Regions from separate parts of the Homo sapiens genome. Here regions 1, 3 and 4 are each linked to region 2. Evidence: chromatin contacts called from ENCODE Hi-C or POLR2A ChIA-PET data. All regions are on one chromosome and are shown on one strand. The core of a region is the stretch at or near the end of the contact, and the rest is flanking DNA. Distances in the headings are between cores, read along the strand shown.

Evidence for each region. Hi-C counts contacts between places; a loop is a spot of excess contacts on that map. ChIA-PET counts read pairs that join two places held with the same protein, here RNA polymerase II (POLR2A). Pooled maps may share reads with other maps.
Region 1: a map with no recorded cell type shows a loop between it and region 2 (4-fold over the local background). The contact joins the promoter of LINC02644 here to the promoter of MACORIS in region 2. A Hi-C loop is called at or near these places in 2 of 168 maps with a recorded cell type or tissue (GM12878 and endothelial cell of umbilical vein), 10 of 37 single-sample maps with no recorded cell type and 10 of 50 pooled maps.
Region 3: a loop to region 2 is called in a map with no recorded cell type, with 18 times the contacts of the local background. The contact joins the promoter of CCDC7 here to the promoter of MACORIS in region 2. A Hi-C loop is called at or near these places in 2 of 37 single-sample maps with no recorded cell type and 2 of 50 pooled maps.
Region 4: a pooled map shows a loop between it and region 2 (9-fold over the local background). The contact joins the enhancer-like site here to the promoter of MACORIS in region 2. A Hi-C loop is called at or near these places in 1 of 37 single-sample maps with no recorded cell type and 7 of 50 pooled maps. POLR2A ChIA-PET finds 5 or more read pairs at or near these places in 3 of 52 experiments (BJ, activated B cell and activated CD4-positive, alpha-beta T cell).

Annotation. Positions count from the first base shown.
Region 1 is chr10:30,721,058-30,725,670 of GRCh38, forward strand. LINC02644 (long intergenic non-protein coding RNA 2644) reads left to right here and starts at 2,162. Exons shown (of 2, transcript NR_134497.1): 1 at 2,162-2,279; 2 at 2,362-2,683.
Region 2 is chr10:31,704,334-31,709,049 of GRCh38, forward strand. It overlaps MACORIS (macrophage enriched lincRNA repressor of IFN-gamma signaling), which reads right to left and starts at 3,114. Exons shown (of 2, transcript NR_184023.1): 1 at 2,973-3,114. RefSeq lists an enhancer at 3,363-3,552.
Region 3 is chr10:32,443,256-32,447,426 of GRCh38, forward strand. CCDC7 (coiled-coil domain containing 7) reads left to right here and starts at 2,885. Exons shown (of 44, transcript NM_001395015.1): 1 at 2,885-3,142. LOC101929431 (a long non-coding RNA gene) reads right to left here and starts at 2,801. Exons shown (of 3, transcript NR_120660.1): 1 at 2,358-2,801. RefSeq lists an enhancer at 2,436-2,755 and a silencer at 2,826-3,055.
Region 4 is chr10:31,097,887-31,102,539 of GRCh38, forward strand. All of the region lies in intron 1 of LOC105376481 (a long non-coding RNA gene), which reads left to right. Among named protein-coding and RNA genes, the nearest start is that of ZNF438, 68 kb to the left of the region's middle. RefSeq lists an enhancer at 3,451-3,510. Within about 2 kb of position 3,350, at least 3 of the 41 ENCODE cell types and tissues checked have a DNase peak (open chromatin) inside an H3K27ac peak, as active enhancers do.

The DNA of each region.
Region 1 (4,613 bases), core at 912-3,411, 980 kb before region 2:
CCCTATCTCCAAAAAAGAAAAAAAATAATAAAAAAACTTATTCAACTACATGAGTGTATTTTATGGCATATACATATTATACCTCAAGAAAGCAACTTTAAAAAGTAGTAACACCTGCTCTATGTAAAAAATGCAAACATTACAAGGATATATAATCTAGAAATTGAAAATCATAGATAATCACACTTCCCAAATACAAGTACTTTAATAATCTGGTTTATATTCTTCTAGAGTTGTCTTTACATCTACTAACATAAATGTGTATGCTTGCCTTTTTTTAAAGAAAACTTGTGCACCTGTAGTCCCAGCTACTCATGAGGCTGGGGTGGGAGGATCACTTGAACCTAAGAGTTTGAGGCTGCAGTGAGCTATGATTGTGCCATTGCACTCCAGCCTGGGTAACATAACGAGATTCTGTCTCTTAAAAAATAAAGAGAGGCTGGGCGTGGTGGCTCATGCCTGTAATCCCAGCACTTTGGGAGGCCGAGGCGGGTGGATCACAAGGTCAGGAGATCGAGAACATCTTGGCCAACATGGTAAAACCCCATCTCTACTAAAAATACAAAAGAAATCAGCTGGGCATGGTGGCGCGCACCTCTAGTTCCAGCTACTCTGGAGGCTGAGGCAGGAGAATTGCGTGAACCCAGGAGGCTGAGGTTGCAGTGAGCTGAGATCACGCCACTGCATTGCAGCCTGGGCGACAGAGTGAAAATTCTGTCTCAAAAAAAAATAAATAAATAAATAATAAATAAAGAGAAAAACTGTGTTCTGTCTCTTAATTTTTCTGTTAACAATGGGCTGTAGACACTAGTCCTTGGATGTTTGCTTATGTGTGTGTGAGGCTTTGAAATCCCAGGAGGCACGTGGTGAAGACCTAAACTGAGGATTGCTCAGGGTAGCGGTCTCCAACTTTTTTGGCACTAAGGACGGATTTCATGGAAGGCAATCTTATCATGGATGGGCAGCAGGTGGGGGATGGTTTCAGGATGATTTAAGCGCATTACATTTACTGTGCACTTTATTTCTATTATTACTACATTGTAATATACAATGAGATAATTATACAACTCACCATAATGTAGAATCAGTGAGAGTCTTGAGCTTGTTTTCCTGCAACCAGACAGTCCCGTCTGGGGGATGATGAGAGACAGTGATAGATCATCAGGCATGGGATTCTCATAAGGAACCTGCAGCCTAGATCCCTCACATGCGCAGTTTACAATACAGTTTGTGCTCCTATGAGAATCTCCTAATCTCCTTTGCTGGGGTGGATCTGACAGGAGGCAGAGCTAAGGTAGTAATGCAACTGATGAGGAGCCGGCCACTGTGAATACAGATGAAGCTTCCTTCTCTGGCTCACCGCTCACTTCCTGCCACACAGCCCGGTTCCTAACAGGCCGCAGACCAATACTGCTGGTCTGTGGCCCAGGGATTGGGGATTTTTGGCCCAGGGCCCCTACCCCACCATCCTCAGCCATCCCTCATTCCTCCCTGAGGGTAGGCACAATCAAGCCATGGCCCAGAGAGAGACTTTGGCATTCATTTTCACAGGTCTTTCTTGAGCTTAGATCCAGAATAAAGCACACATGTTTCAAAACAGGCCTCTGTGCAAATCCTTTCTGAACTAATGTAGCCACTAGTAATGGGGGACAATTACCAAGAAGTCAATAAAGAGTACCAGTGCAAGTCCAGGTGCAGTGGCTCACGCCTAAAATCCCAGTGCTTTGAGAGGTTGAGGAGGGAGAATCACTTGAGCCAGGAGTTCAAGATCAGTTTGGGCAACATAGTGAGACCCTGTCTCTACAAAAAATTTAAAAATTAGCTGGGCATGGCGGGGGCGTGCCTTTAGTCTCAGCTACTCAGGATGCTGAGGCGGGAGAATCTCTTGGGCCCAGGAGGTAGAGGCTGCAGTGAGCTGTGATCCTGCCATTGCACTCCAGCCAGAGCAACAGAACAAGACCCTGCCTCTTAAAAAAAGTACAGTGCTCTATTTTCAAAAATATCAAGGTAATTCAAATGCAAAAACATCAAGGTAATTCAAATGCAAATAACTGAGAATTAACTGTATTGGTAGGGCATTTGGCCCAAAGAAGACTTCCTCTTTTTGAAAAGTAAATACATTGCATTGCATGCATTTGCTCTTTTCCCCAGAGAAAGGATGTTGGGCTGCTCCAGACCTCTGACAATGGATGCACCCCCAGGATTAGATCAGAAAGATGGACCTGCCAGGGGAAAGCGTCAGAGGCTTCTGTTCCTACCATCAGTACCATGGATGCGCTGTGAGTGTGGAGCCTGTATGGAAATGCCCCACTGGTTTCACAGTGTCTAAAGCTGATCCTTGGGGACTAATAGAGAAGAAAGATTAACAGACCAGCGTCCCTTGTTTCTAATACTGAACTGGCCTCTACTGAGCTTTTGCCTCTACTGAGCTTTTGTCGCGCAGCTGAGATTGGAAAGGAAGCCTCAGGAGCAGAAGCGAATGCAAGCTAACAGAAAGAAAGGCAGCGCGGAGGACGCCACAGCCCCAGCGCCCTCCCAGCCTCAGCAGAGCTGTGGGGATTGTTCTTCACATCTGACGCCATGGGGTTCTGGAAGTCTCTTAAGGGATATATTGGAACTGACTTGTATTATTTGGAAATCGACATAAATTGTCTATTATTAAATCTCACTGAATTAAGTCCAACTTTACCATCTGAACACCGTTTTAGCATTCATCCTGAAATGGCTGGAACATGATTTGTTAGCTCCATAAGGGTAAAGAAATATTAGCTGGGTGCAGCAGCTCATGCCTGTAATTCCAGCGCTTTGGGAGGCTGACAGGGAAGGATCGCTTGAGCCCAGGAGTTTGAGACCAGCCTGGGCAACATAGTAAGACCCTGTTTCTAAAAAAAATCAAAAAGTTAGCCAGGTGTGGTGGCACGTGCCTGTAGTCCCAGCTACTAGGGAGGCTGAGGTGGGAACCTTGCCTGAGCCCAAGAGATTGAGGATGCAGTGAGCTGTGATTGCACCACTGCACTCCAGCCTGGATGACAAAGTGAGACCGTGTCTCAAAAAAAAAAAAAAAAAAAAAAAAAAAGAAATATTGAGCAATGACTGACCAAGAGCCTGTATGGAAGCAAAGAAAAATAAAACAAGCCTAATGTTTAGTAGCGGTTTCTGCAGATGGAAGACAGCAAACGGGGAAAGAGTGCATTTGGGATTGCAGGACTTGGTTAGTGTCAGAGCCTGTCCTAAAAGACGACGATGCAGCAGGACCCTACCTGTCCTTATGACTTCCTTTCATCCTCCCCGCTCACCCTCCATGCTTCCTTCCTGAAGGAGGCCATTCCATTATTAAAATCAGGAACTGCAAAGATCCGGCAGGGAGCGTCATTTGCCAACGGTATTTGAGGTCCCAGTGGGAAAGATTTTTTTTTTTGGTTGGATGGAGTCTTTCCACAGATTCACATACGGTTATCACGACAGCCACAGCATCTGCTGAAGTCTATTTCTAGTAACATGTTGCACATTCCAGACCTCTCATTATTTGCAGTGGTCCACATTCATTCATGAATACTTGTATTTACTACTTGTTCATTCAATTATTTCTTGAGTGGGTACTTAGCTTAAGGGTCAACAGAACGCAAATATATCTTATATCTAGGCTCTGATGCCCCAAGGGATCTGCATTCCCTGGGACACAAAAATAATGATAATTCACCAAGAAGCATAAATAATGATGCAGGGCCAGGCATGGTGGCTCACACGGTACTCCCAGCACACTGGGAAGCTGAGGCAAGAGGATGGCTTGAGCCCAGAAGTTTGAGACCAGCCTGGGCAACATAGTGAGACCCCATCTCTATAAAAATATTTAAAAGTTAGTCAATCATGGTGGGTGCACCTGTAGTCCCAGCTACTTGGGAGACTGAGGTGGGAGGATCACTTGAGCCCAGGAGTTCAAGACTGCAGTGAACTATTATTGCACCACTGCACTCCAGCCTGGGTGATACAGTGAGACCTTGTCTCTAAAAATAATAATAATAGCAATGCAACAAGAACCTGTTCTGCATGGAATTGTGCCCCACTCTTTCCCCTTCACCTACTCCCCCAAAAAGATTGGAGTCCTAACCCCTAGTACCGCAGAATGTGACCTTATTTGGAGATACTTGAGTCATTAAGTTAAATGAGGTTTTCAGGGTAGGCCTAATCCAATCTGACTAGTGTCTTTATATGAAGGGGAAATTGGGAAGTGGCGGCAGGCATGCACAGAGGGAAGACCGTGTGCAGATGCACGGGGAGAAGACGGCCCTCTACAAGCCCAGAAGAGAGGCCTCAGAAGAAACCAACCCTGCCCACACCTTGATCTCAGACTTCCGCCCTCCAGAGCTGTGAGACAATAAAGGTTCTGTTGTTTAAGCACTCCAGTTTGTGGTACTTTGTCATAACAGCCCAAGGAAACGAATCGTGTCCACAGGAGGGACTTCTGGCTGGAGGTGGGAGGGAGGGGAAGGGATCAGGGTGGCTTCTGGGAGGAGGTGTCCTCTGAGTCGGCCTGAAAGGACTGGCAGGATTTCTCACTGCAACTGGACATCAGTCCTTCAGCCATCAGTTCCAAAGAGAAGATCTGGAAGGAG
Region 2 (4,716 bases), core at 1,864-4,363:
AGAGGTAGGCACAGAGCCAGCCTGGGGGGTGAATGGCACAGGACACTAGAGAGGCAGGACAGGCCTCATGACTATTGCCACACATCCCTTCTGCCTCTTGGCTTGGGTTTGGATAGACAAACCCAAGCCAAGATCTCACAAGATCTGGTTGTTTAAAAGTGTGTAGCACTTCACACTTTACCCTCTCTCCTGCTCTGCCATGTGAAGAAGGTGCTTGCTTCCCCTTCACCTTCTGCCATGATTTTAAGTTTCCTGAGGCCTCCCCAGCCATGCTTCCTGTACAGCCTGCAGAACTGTGAGCCATTTCAACCTATTTTCTTTGTAAATTACCCAGTCTCAGGTATTTTTTTATAGCAGTGTGAGAACAGACTAATACAAAGGCAGAACTTAAAGGCAATGAACTACGATATCTAGTGGAAGAAATATCTAAGCAGCAAAGCATTCACGGTGCTGTGTGGCTTCTTTGAATTGCATATAGTAAAATTCAAGAGAAGATAAATGATGTAAAGATGAAATTTGTTATTAAAAGGGAAGCAGAAAAGAAATATTTGGAAAAGTCTCAGACTGGTCATATAAAGAATAAAAAGTGTTTGTGAGAGAATACTAAGAGTGTGACCAAGCCACTGTTTGCTCCTCTTTTTATAAAAGTGAGAGTGAGAGACGATGAGAGGTGAGTTGGGAAGGGTGAGGAGGAAGGCAGTAAAAATGAGACCAAGATGACAGAAAGGTGTGGGGTAAAGGGAAGCAAATGGGGCTGAAAAAAAATAAGGAAGAAAGGAAATGCACATTTATTCCACTTTTCCTGAGTGCCAGAAGAATACTAGGTATCTGCTGGGGCAGAGGTCCCCACACAAAGGTAATTTCATGAATGAAAGGATGCTCCATTCATTCATTTGTTCATCAGATATGTTTCGAAGCATTTCCTATGTGTCAGACACTGTTGTAACCATTGGTCACATGACAGAATGAAACCAAGGACAATGCCTGCCCTCATGGGGTCATGTGGACTGGGGCAGTGTGGAGTGCCATGGATGTTAGCTCACTCACTCACAGCAACTCCAAGAGGCTTGGAGAAGGTTATTGAGTTGCTCAAGGTCCTGTGGCCAGTAAGTGGTCAAGAGGGCCTTTCGACGAGGATTTCCTTGGCTTTAAGTCAAAACCTACTGAAAAAAGGAAAGCCCTGTGCTTTGAGAGGGTCACAGCAGGAAGTACCCAACATTCTTATGGGAATGGTACCAAGAAAATGTAGGCATCTCTGACAAAGCTGCCCTAGAACAGCCTCAGCTGGTACCTGGGGGCACTCCATATTGGCATTGAGAACATTAATTCCTCCTGAATTCAGGAGCTGAAGCTCAGGCATGGGCTGTGGAGCTGGCCTTGGGGTTTGAGTTTGGGTGAGGGTGTCAGGGAACCCATGTCTCTCTCCTCATCCCAATTTGGTCTCCAAGCCTCTGCCTTCCACACTGCCAACCTCCACCAGCTCTTGAGTCTTGTCTCTCCAAACCCAAGCCAAGAGGCAGAAGGAATGTGTGGCAGTAGTCATGAGGCCCGTCCTGCCTCTCTAGTGTCCTGTGCCATTCACCCCCCAGGCTGGCTCTGTGCCCACCTCTCACTGCTGCAGACCCCAGGCTCCCCCATCCCTCTGCTCCCCATTCCAGCTCTCTGGTTGGCCACCTGTTTTCCTGCTGGGCCCTAGGCACTGATCTCTTCCATCTCCGCTTCCTTCCTGGCCTTCCTCTCATTCATGCAGGATCTTTCCCTGTCTCGGGGGTTCTACATGCCTATCCGTGGGTTTGCAAAGCCTGACAGCCCTGCAATATGGGCTTGGTCCTGCTGTCCCTCTGGAAGCCCAAATTCACAACAATGAACTCACTTTCTTTCCCTGGATGAGCTGCTCCAAAGTTCAGCACCTCAGTAAGTGCTCCAATATCGTTCCTGCCACTCCAGCGGGGGCCTCCTCCCCTTCCCCATGCCACCCCCAAGCACAAAGGGGGTGTCCCCATCTCCAGTACTCCTACTTAGTCCTTAGCCTCCTGCCCACTGCACCCTCCCAACCCCTTCCCCAGATGTTATCCAGGATGAGCACTTGAAGATACAAGCCTGATTATCTCATTCGAACCAACCAACTCTTGTAGATCTTGAGCTTTTTAAAGCTTCTTTTTGGGCTTCCTTTTGCTAACAGACTTTTCTCAGTCTGATTCTAGCATGTCTTTTCAAGCCTCTGGTCCTATACCCCTTCACAGGCCTCCTGCTACACGCATACACACACATGTACACACACACACACACACATACATATACACCATACTCTGGCCACGCCCATCTAGTTATTCACACGTGCAGTCCCTGACAGAGTGCCAACATTTGCACTTGAGACATGACACTGATGCTTGTTACATTTATTAAACATACCACATGTATATGTCTTCTGTGCTTTTCCTCCTATTATTCCCTCTGTTGGGAATGTCATCCTCCCTTTCAGCCTAACATAGTCCTAGCCCTTCTCTTCAGGACCTGGCCCAACAGCACCTCCTCCATGAAACCTGCTTCCCTGATGTGTCTCTTACATTCCCACCATCCAAAAACTGACAGCTCTTGCAGGAGGGAGCCATGACGTGCTCATCTTCTGCATCTGCAGCTGGTGCCAGGGACCAGTACATTTGCTGCATGAGTGAATGAACCAACGTCCCAGCAATTCCTGAGCATTCTTAAGGCTGGTCTGTCTCCCCCAGGAAGCCTGGGCCCCCAGCGTCACCGAGCTGTGCACACAGAGAGATAATCATCTTAGTGTCCCTCTGGACCCGGAAGCTGGGTGGTGTCGCTAAGAAAGCCAGAACTGCTTTGCCTTCTATATTGCTACTGAAATTTGCAACTCAAGTGTTGCATAACCAAGGGAACCTGGCTTCCCTCTGAACATCCCTCCCACTTAGTTTGAGAAATAGAGAAAGAGCCAAAGTTAGGTCAAGACTCACCTGAGGAGGCCCCTGGCCCACCATCGAGGTCATGCCTGTCACTCCCCAGGCTGCCCCTCCCGGGGAACAGGGTCATGCGGGGTTAGGGGGCAGCTCACTCCCAGTGGGTAACTGGATTTCCCTGGGGAGGGGAACAAAGAGTGAGAGCATAGGCCGTTCTCACTTCAGACCAGGGAGATTGCGCACTCTCCCTCCTTCCCTCTTGGAGGGAACATCTGCAATTCAGGGACTTCTGCAAAAATTTCACACTCAGGGCTAAGAGCAATTCTATTTCTTGGAGGATTCTAACTTGGCTTAGAGGAGGTTTTTACCCTCCTCCAGTTAAATGGACCAAGTATGTGGGAAATTACCTCACAGAGTCATGCCACCAACACCAAATGAGAGCCATCTGTACAGATGAAACAGTTAGGAGCTTTTGTGTCACTGCGGGCCGAAATGTGTAGCCCATTCATTGTGAGAGGAGGCACTTTATTCCTGAGTTTCTTTTTTTTTTCTAACACAGAAGACGCCTCAGTCAGCGCGTAGGAAACAGGAAGGAACCCGTTGTTTTAAATAGCAGACAGCAGAGAATTGACTCATTATGGTCTGCTTGCTCCGAGAGTGTCAGCCAGAAGGCAGCCAGCCCAGCCCCCACAGCCCCAAGACAAGGGTCAGGGGGCATGGCTGGGATTTTCTCACAGGGAGTCTGAGAGAATCCAGTTCAAACCCTTTTCAGAGGGAACTGGTGAAGCCCTAGGTTTCTATCTTACTAGAGACTTCACCACACAGGGCTGTCTTAAAAAAATATAAGAATAAGAAAAGACAAAAACAAAAGCCCCCGTAAAAACCTACAAGAATACCTGGAAGTCAGACATCCTGTGTTTCCCTTTCCTACCCCGAATGACTCGGAGTAGGACAAACACAGTTGCAAGCCTGCTTTCTTATCTTGGCAATTGCTTCTTTTCACTCTTCTGGGGTTTACAACAGTTGGCCCAGGGGTGTGAGGGAACAGAAGGGAGCAGCATCTGCTGGGACAGAGGGCCCTACACAAAGGTAATTTCATGCAGGGAAAATGCACCCCCCCACCCAATCCCAGGCTGCTGGGCCCAGGAGCCCAAGGGTTAATCTGTCTCAAATCCATCACTGTGACAGCCAAGCACACAAATTAGTCCTGCCCAAGCTGTCCCGACCTCTGAATTTAATTTTTTAAAAGTGCTTTGTATTGTTTCTGATGTTCAGATTGGAGTCCAGGTGTCGTGATGGAACCCGGGGGAGATGAGAGGGTAAGACCCTCGTGTACTGCATCTCACATCACCCTCCAATGTCCTGTGTCTTCTTTGTCAAGGCAGACTAAGGGTGACCTAATTTCCAACACGCAGGCCCAGAAACCTTGAAACTGACCAGCTCGAGCCTCCTTGTAAGCCTCTCCAGCTGTGAAAATCCCCTGGCTCGTAGTCCTATGTCGTCCACATGATGCTTTTCCTGCATTTTGCAGACAACTGCTGATCCCCAAGGGCGGGCCATGCATGGCTGTATCTCCCATCCAGAGAACATCTACAAAGCTCACGCAGCCATGGGGTCTCATAGTTTGACCTGAAACTGATGGTGACTCCTGTCACCAACAGGAGTGGTCAAAACATCCTTTCTGGAGTATTAAGTGTTTGTAGAACCCTGGACATTTATGGTGGCAGAGTGTGTAGCAGCCTCAAGGAGAAATCTTCCCCCTCCATTGCCCCTTTCTAGAATCACACCAAATAATTGGGGT
Region 3 (4,171 bases), core at 1,635-4,134, 740 kb after region 2:
GTATAAAAATTCATTGTTTCATATATTTTGTCTGATTCTTTACTTATTCCAGACAGGAGGATAAACCCAGTTGCTGTTACTCCATCTTGGCTGGAAGCAGAACCCTTCACATAAACCCAGTTGCTGTTACTCCATCTTGGCTGGAAGCAGAACCCTTCACATTATCCCTTGAAGGATAATATGTATGGTATGTGTCCATGGCACAAAGTCTATGATTTAATTTAAATTAACTTTCAGGTATGGCACGAGGCAGGGGTCATGGATAATTTTTTTTCTCTCAATGATATCAGCTTTCATTTTCATTGTTGGAAAGATTTTTCTTTCCCCATTGAAGTGCACTGGCACTGTTTAAAATCAATTGACTTTATATATGTGGATATATTTCTTAACCCTCTATTTGTTCCATTTTTGTCTAACTTCGTGTAATATACTATTTTACTATAACTTTATAACTCTTGAAAACCTGTAGTATATGTCATTTAAATATTTGCTTATTTTTTTCAAGATTGTTTTGGCTCTAGCCTTTTTCATTTCCATATAAATTGCAAAATTATTTTCCCAATTTCTAGAAAATAATCTTCTTGGATTTTGATCATAAACGCATTTAATGTGTAGATAAATATTGATAGACATAGACTTAAAAAGTTGACATTTTAGCAATATTGGGTCTTCTAATCCATTAATATGGTACATAATCTCCATTAATTTGGATCTTCTTTAATTTCTCTCAGTAATGTTATATAGTTTTCATTGTAGATGTCTGGAAATTGTATGTTGTCTGGGAATACAGCTTTATTTCTTTCATTGAAATCATTATGCCTTTATTTCTTTTTCTTGCCTTATTGCACTTGTTAAGACCTCCAGTATAATACTGAATAGACATAGTGAGAGCAAATATCCTTGCCTCCTTCCAATCTTAAGGAAAAATCAATTTTTCACTATTGAAAATGATGTTAGCTGGAGATAGTTCACAGATGTCCTTCATCAGATGAAAAAGTTCCTCTCTATTCATAAGTATTGTTTGTTTTCAAAGAATAATCGATTCATGTCACAGACTCAAACCACTGCAAAATTTGATATTACATGCTTAAATTTATTAACTTTTTAAACTTCTTTGCTTTACATTGTCAGCACTGATAACTTTTCTGTGGTTCTTAGCTGTGCTATTAAGGCCACAGATATGAATGGTGAACTTTTGGCTAGACTCATGCTGAGAGTTTTGCTAATGTATGCTAACTTGACAACTTGACCGTTAAGATTTTACCAACAAAATTAGAAATGACTAGATGTAATCTATTTTCAGGGTTCTAGAAAATAACTGAAATTGGCTTTGTCAAATCTAAGGTCTTCTTTAATCTCTCCTGACTTTTAGTTCTATCTTTCCTATCCCTTTCATTTACAACGGTTTTGGGAGATTTGGAATTTAGCAATTCAATTCTTTCTAAACTACTTTCTTAATTTTATTGCCAACTTTAAAAAATAAAAAATTGTTGGTGGAAAGCTTAATAAATCTGATCATTTATATGTACATTTTCTTTGTTACTGACATAAAACACACATACTGAAAAGTGCATAAATAAGCATATGCCTTCATGTTTTTTTTTTTTTTTCTTTTTTAGATGGAGTCTCGCTCTGTTGCCCAGGCTGGAGCGCAATGGCACAATCTCGGCTCACTGCAACCTCCACCTCCTGGGTTCAAGTGATTCTCCTGCCTCAGCCTCCTAAGTAGCTGGGATTACAGGCACCCGCCATCACGCCCGGCTAATTTTTGTATTTTTAGTAGAGATGGGGTTTCACCATGTTGGCCAGGCTAGTCTCGAACTCCTGACCTCGAGTGATGCACTGCCTCAGGCTCCCAAAGTGCTGGGATTACAGGTGCGAGCCACCACGCCCAGCCTGCCTTCATGAATTTTTGAACACACCCAGAAAGAGCAGAAGACAGAACATTTCTGGTACACCAGAAGATGTGTTGTTTTCCCTTTCCAGGCAACCCCAATGGTAACTCCTAGTGGTGTGATGGAGCTAGCCTACACCAGCTCTTGGGAGCTGATAAATTTTCAGGAATCTCTTGTGAGGCATTCAGATTTTACTGGAAAATTAGAAATAATTAGATATAATGAATTTTCAGAGTTTTAGAAAATAGTTGAAATCTACTAAGTCAAATCTAAGGTCTCCTTTAAACCTCCTGGTTTTTAGTTTTAGTTCCATCTTTCCTATTCCTTTCATTTACACACAGGCATTATTAACAGTTAAATTGTATCAATTAATATTTTAAAATATTAAAAACATTTTACTTCGTTCAACTTAAAGACAAAATTAATATATTTCTTGAGGTCAAATTATCTAAAAAACTCTACCTTGTAAAATTGCATCTTAAAGCAGTGCGTGGAAACTGATGGCAAGAAACCACTTAAGTGTCACAACTCTGCTTCAAGTTAATTCCTAGTCCATTTGATTTTGTTTTGCTTTTAAGATCACGAAGCTGGTGTACACTTCCGTGCGAGCTTAGAGTGGTAATGAACTCCACAATACACTGAAAAGAGCTTGAGGAGACAGCAGATGAAGGACTGGGGCTCTGGTTTTGTAGCTGAAGCCCAGGTTCTCAAAGGTCCTACCAGGCCTGTACTTTATTTCTCCTCCGCGGGCCTCTAGGCCAAATGCCTGGATGAATCTGCGCTCAGGGGGCGTCCTGGAATTACACTTGGGAGAGAATAAGAAAGGAGGAGGCCGATGTGCCCATGGACATTATTAACCTTCCGGCAAATCCCCACAGCCGCCAAACTGCGTCTCCTCTTCCGCTCTCGGCGCGCAGCTCACGCTCGCAGCGTCAGCGACGCCGGCGGCGCCAAGGCGTCGTGGCGTCGGGCGCCTGGGACGTGGCTTCAACGGCCCCATCCGGCGCCGGCGGCGGGTGCCCGGCGGTCTTTGCTGCCGCCCGGGGGCGCAGAGGCCGGGCCTTTTCTTTCAGCACAAACGTCAGTTTGTAAAAGGGAGGTGCTGGAGTCTGAGGAGTTTTCAGGCTTCCGTCTCGAAGGAAGTCTGGCAGGCTCGGAATTGTCATCTTCCTCAGGCAAATAGTTTTTCACCTTAGAGCCAGCAAGGCCAAACCGCCCAGTCACCCGACTTCCCACAGTCTCAGCAGGTACACAGGGCGGGGAGCCTCGGGAGCGGCTCCCTTAGCAGGACCTGAGGGTTTCGGGAGAGTCCTGGCTTTGCACTTAGTTTTCCCGCTGCCTGGCTGCCTCCGTGGCGGTTGTGCTGCTTTTTATGCAGGATGTAGGATCGAAGGCAAATCATCCTTTCCCTACGTCCCCTGCCAACCCCTGCCGCTCTCCTCTATTTTGTACACTTTATCATTAAAGGATTTGAAATGAATGTAAGTTAATCCTTGAAGGATGAAACCAGAAAACATTTGTCGTGGTGGCGGAAAGGGACGGATGCACTTGGGCGAAGTAATGCTGACATCCACTTCCTAGCATTGTTAGGAGGGATAAATGAATTAAATATGTAAAGTCCTTAAATATTTGCTTGCTAATACGAGTATTCATTGCGTGTGACTATTTTTGTATTTATGTGAACTTCATCGGAGCATTTGTCAGGTTCTTTTTTTTTGCACCAAGTGAGCGTTGCCTGCCTGCCTGCCTGCCTGCCTCCCTCCCTCCCTCCCTTCCTTCCTTCCCCTCTTCCCTTCCTCCCTCCCTCCCTCCCTCCCTCCCTCCCTCACACTTTTTTGGGGAGAGAGGACACAATGCAATCCATAACAGCATATACACTTGTTCTTTTTTCCATCGAACTTTCCTCTTGACCATGTTTTCTTCTAGTAATACTGTATTTCTTTACTCCCTTTTATAGTAAAATTTCTCTACAGTGCTTATATTCAATTCATTGTTCCTACTTCCTCTCTTTTGAACGGTAAGTCAGATATTTACCTCGATCATTCTACTGAAATTGTTGCCGTTCTTCAGGTTACAAATGACCTACCTCCATGTTGCCAAATCCAGTGTCAGCTTAGTCTTCATTTTACTTGACTCAGCATTTGACGTAGTTCATCACTCGGTCCTTGGTGATATTTTCTTTTCCTTGCTTTCTATGTATATATAACCTTTTGGTTTTACTTATTGGCTCATTGGCCACTCTTCTTACGTCCTGTTTCCTGGTCCTGATGGTTTTG
Region 4 (4,653 bases), core at 2,100-4,599, 610 kb before region 2:
GTGATTGCTGACATCTGGAATGTTGTTGTTCTTTTCATTTACCCTAAGTTTTTCAGCACGTTCAGACAGTAATATTTCCCAGCTGGTAAGAGACCCAGCTTCTGAAAGAGGAAAACGCAAGAAACACAGCCTAGCTCCCCAGCTGCATGTTATTACGTTATTCCCAATTCAGAGGAAATGAACAATCATTTAGTCTTGACAGATACATCTAGAAACTCACTGTCTTCCTTTTCAACCTGAAAATAAAAAACCAGGGTCCACAGAAGTTAAGCATTTGTCTTAAAGTAAGTTTCATGCCTTTCTGCCAGTGGTATGGGGATCTCTTGTGAAAGCTTTTGAAAACTCCCTGGGAAAATGCTGCCAACAGGCTTAGAAACCTGGGAGAAAACAAAACAAAAACATAATCCAAAATACTTTCTGCTCATGAAGATATGTAACTTAGTCGTCCCTTGTGAGCTGGTGAAGGTTAGACATATGTGATGGCATTTGGGGTGTAACCCAAAGGGCCTTTTAAGCAGACTATTCGACTTAACACAAAAGCAAAGTTGTCAGCAGTGAATTCCCTTCCAAATCAGCTTCGGAATGAACTAAAAGCAATGCTAGGGAGGCTTTTTTCTTATCCCCATTATCCTGATGGATTTGTCCCTCCATTGAAAATATTTCCATTTTCTAATGATCGCCATTCTAACTGGCGTGAGATGGTAACTCATTGTGGTTTTGATTTGCTTTTCTCTAATGACCAGTGATGATGAGCTTTTTTTATATGTTTGTTAGCCACATACATGTCTTCTTTTGAGAAGTGTCTGTTCATATCCTTCACCCACTTTTTGATGGGATTGTTTTTTTCTTGTAAATTTGTTTAAGTTCCTTGTAGGTTCTGGATATTAGACTTTTGTCCGATGGATAGATTGCAAAAATTTTCTCCCATTCTGTAGGTTGCCTGTTGACTCTGATGGTAGTTTCTTTTGCTGTGCAGAAGCTCTTTAGTTTAATTAGATCCCATTTGTCAATTCTGGCTTTTGTTGCAATTGCTTTTGGTATTTTAGTCATGAAGTCTTTGCCCATGCTTATGTCCTGAATGGTATGGTACATGTATACCTATGCAACAAACATGCACATTCAGCACATGTATCCCAGAACTTAAAGTAAAATAAAAAAAAGAAAATATTTCCATTTTCTGAACATAGTTTTCCAAAGTAGAAATGCAATCAATACAAAGTAATACTCCCATTTGCCTTTCAATTTACAATTCACAAACCACTTCCAGGGACATAACTCTACTTATTCCTCACCGCTGTCCCATAACAGAGGCTGAACTCCATTTCACCAGTGACGAAATTGGGACAGGACGTGGGGAGGCCACTCAGACCGCCTGGAGTCTCAGTTCATAAGTGGGAACGCCCGGACAGACAGACAGCTGCGTCTCCTGACTCCCGGGCCAGTGCTGTTTAGTCTATCTAGCTGAGGATTTTAAAACATTTACTTCCGCTTAACTCACTTTGTCCCCTATTATGGTCCGTGTGTGTGTCAGTCAGTCTTTATCTCTGGACCTGAATCAAAGCTACCCCTTCTCCCACCTCCTCCTGTTTCAGAGGGGAAAAAATTAAAGCCTAAATATTGAACACATGTGCTTCTCATCTGGGCAGCTTAGCAGGATGGGGGAAATCCTCATTGTTGTTGGTCCTGCCTCCCGATGTCTCAGTGTGCCCTTACACCTGGTGCCCCACTACTACCACAGTCTGAGCCCACCGCACTCAAAGTCAACCTTCCATGGCGTGCCTTCACTCCCATCTTCTTAGCTTCTCAGTGTCTCAGTGGCTCGCTTTACTGGCCTGTGAAAAATCAACTTGGGTTTCCATTTAGGATAGATTAGAAGGTGTGCAGGGAGAGACTAGTAGACACCTTTGCGTAAAGACCTGACATCTTCCGCCGTCTCTCCGACTGCACTGCTGTGGGCAGCCGTGACTCATGGTGAGGTCATGCATTCCCAGGCGAAGTTTATAGGTAACCAGGAGGCTGAGCGATTTGCAGGTGCTCTCCATGCTGATCATTCTAACTCTAACTCACCTCCACGTTGCACTGGCATCTTTTGAAGTAGAACTTCATGGGGTGAACAGGAAGACTACAACATTTTTATTATAGTTGGCTTCCTTTGCTGAATTAGCGTTTATACTTTCCCAGTAGAAATCCCCAAATTGAAAATATAGAGGTGTCAGCTAGCACCACTTTAGTTAAGGTTGTGTCAACATTTCCTATAAACCTTGTTTTTCTAGGGTTTATAACTAGACCATAAAAATTTGCTCAGCTCTGAAACTTGGCACAGTAAGTAAACCTGGGAGTGAATTTTGCAGAAATTGAGGAGGGAAAAATAAGTTCAGCTGTTTTTAACATGTGCCTCTGCTAAAATGGAAATGATTTTAAGATTCATTTTCTTTTTGTGTGACTCAAATGGAGATTCAGCTTAAAAAAATAGTGAACTCAAGCAATTATTTCATTGATACATGCTAATTGCACTTGTTAATTTTTAGAGAAAATGTTAATGATTGACATATTTGACTCAAAGCCATTGACTGTGCATCCACAGGTACCAGTTTTTGCAAAGCAGTTAGTTAGCTGTGCATAACAATGTGATTTGGCAAATAATCTGCCCACATTTTAGTGCCGTAAACTAATGCTTTGAAGGAATCCTTCTGATAAAAGGTTAACAGGCTGCTTCAAAATACTAAGTCACTCAGGATCACAACCCTCTGTTCATCTTGGTCTAATCTGCAGCTCACATTTAACAGACGATTCCCAAAAGCAGCTCCTGTGATGTTTGTATGAAAGAAATGCCCAATCTCTCTGACCGTCTACCTTTTCTGGAGGATGTGGTAGGTGCTGCACAGCCCAGCAGCTCACCTATTCCTTTTGTACCACTGGCAAGATATTGGGATGTTGGGTGCAATTAGTCAACATGGATGCTTGTAACGCCCTGGCCGGCGTTTGCCAGTCTCGGGCCATGAACTCCGGGATGATGGCAGGCACCAGTGACAGGAGCATTATGGAAGAGAAGAAAAAAGTGCTGGACTTGAATGGATTTTGCCAACAACCTTGGGCGAGTCAGTCCACCTATCTGGGGACAATGATACTCTGCTAACCTAATAGGGTTATTGAGAGAATCAACTGAAGTCATTATGCATATCAAAGCACTTTCTAAACTGTAAGGTGCCATCCAAATGAAAGGTGGTGGTACCTGGCTCAGCATCGGCTTTTCTTTGTAGACACCTACTGAGTGTTGTTAGTAAGGTCATGGTAGCAACGTGTACCCCTTCAGCTGACTCAAGGGGAAAGGCCCTGGGCTTCCCAGCACTTCAAGCCACAACCGTGTGACTCAACCCAGCTTTGTTTTTTCTAACTGCAGTTTCCTGCTTCCACTTCTCTGCTTACCTCTTGCTGGTCACTGACCACTTTTGGAATGAAGAATGTGCTGGACTCTTGGTGGCTCATTTCCCATGGACATGAACACAGCCCCAGAGGCCACCTTGGTTGTTTGATGTCACCGTTCTGCCCCTGCTCCCAGCTGTCCCCATCCTGCAACACATCAGGTCCTTTTGCTAGTTGCAGGGTTTCAGTTTTGGGTGCCTTTAGGTTTTCTCTGAGATTGTTTCCCGCTACACCCCAGGGCTTCTTTCCTTGTTTCCTTATGTTGCACATCTTGGGCATAAGTGAGCTGGATTTATTATGAGAAATTTTCTGGCAGGAATCTCTCTCTCTTTTTTTTTGACAGTCTTGCTCTGTCACCCAGGCTGGAGTGCAGTAGCACAATCTCAGCCATTGCAGCCTCCTCCTCCCAGGTTCAAGCGATTCTCCTGCCTTAGCCTCAGCCTCCCAAGTAGCTGGGATTACAGGCATGTGCCACCACGCCCGGCCAATTTTTGTATTTTTAGTAGAGATGGGGTTTCACCATGTTGGCCAGGCTGGTCTCAAACTCCTAACTTCAGGTGATCCGCCCACCTCGGCCTTTCAAAGTGTTGGGATTACAGGCGTGAGCCACTGTGCCTGGCCAGCAGGAATATCTCTGAAAAGCCATCAGTGCCGTCAGTCCTGAGCAGGCGTAGCTTCGTGGGCATGTGACCTATGCAGTCACACATGCCCTGGGCTCGGGAGGGCCCTGCACTTGGTTTAATGCCCTGCTTTTGTCATCTTAAAATTCGCAATCACTTTTAGACAAGGAGCGCCATATTTTCATTTTGCACTGGGCCCTACAGATTATGTAACTGGTTTGGCACCCTGTGCCCTGACTCTTCCTAGAGAGCCCCGAAGACCTTAACCTGGGGTATCCTAGGGTTCCTTGCTGAGTGCTAGGCCCATCTTGAGCAGGATGGGCAAGACTTGAGGTCACCTATCGTGGGCAGTGCAGGGGTTCAGCATGAGCCTTGCTACCCCCGAACCCTGGCTTATGTTTTCCCGCCAGTCCTGAAGCCCTCACTCCACCCCAACCCACCCCATCCCTGCAGCCTATAGGAGTGGCGTTCTGCCTCCGATTTGCTGAAACAACTCTCTGCTGGCTTAGCTGGAGCCAGACTCCCTGTCTACCATTTCCAGCCCCTCTCCCAGAAGCCCAGACACTGATGTGGGCATTTGTAGTTCCCATCAGGGTCTTGTTCCAACATG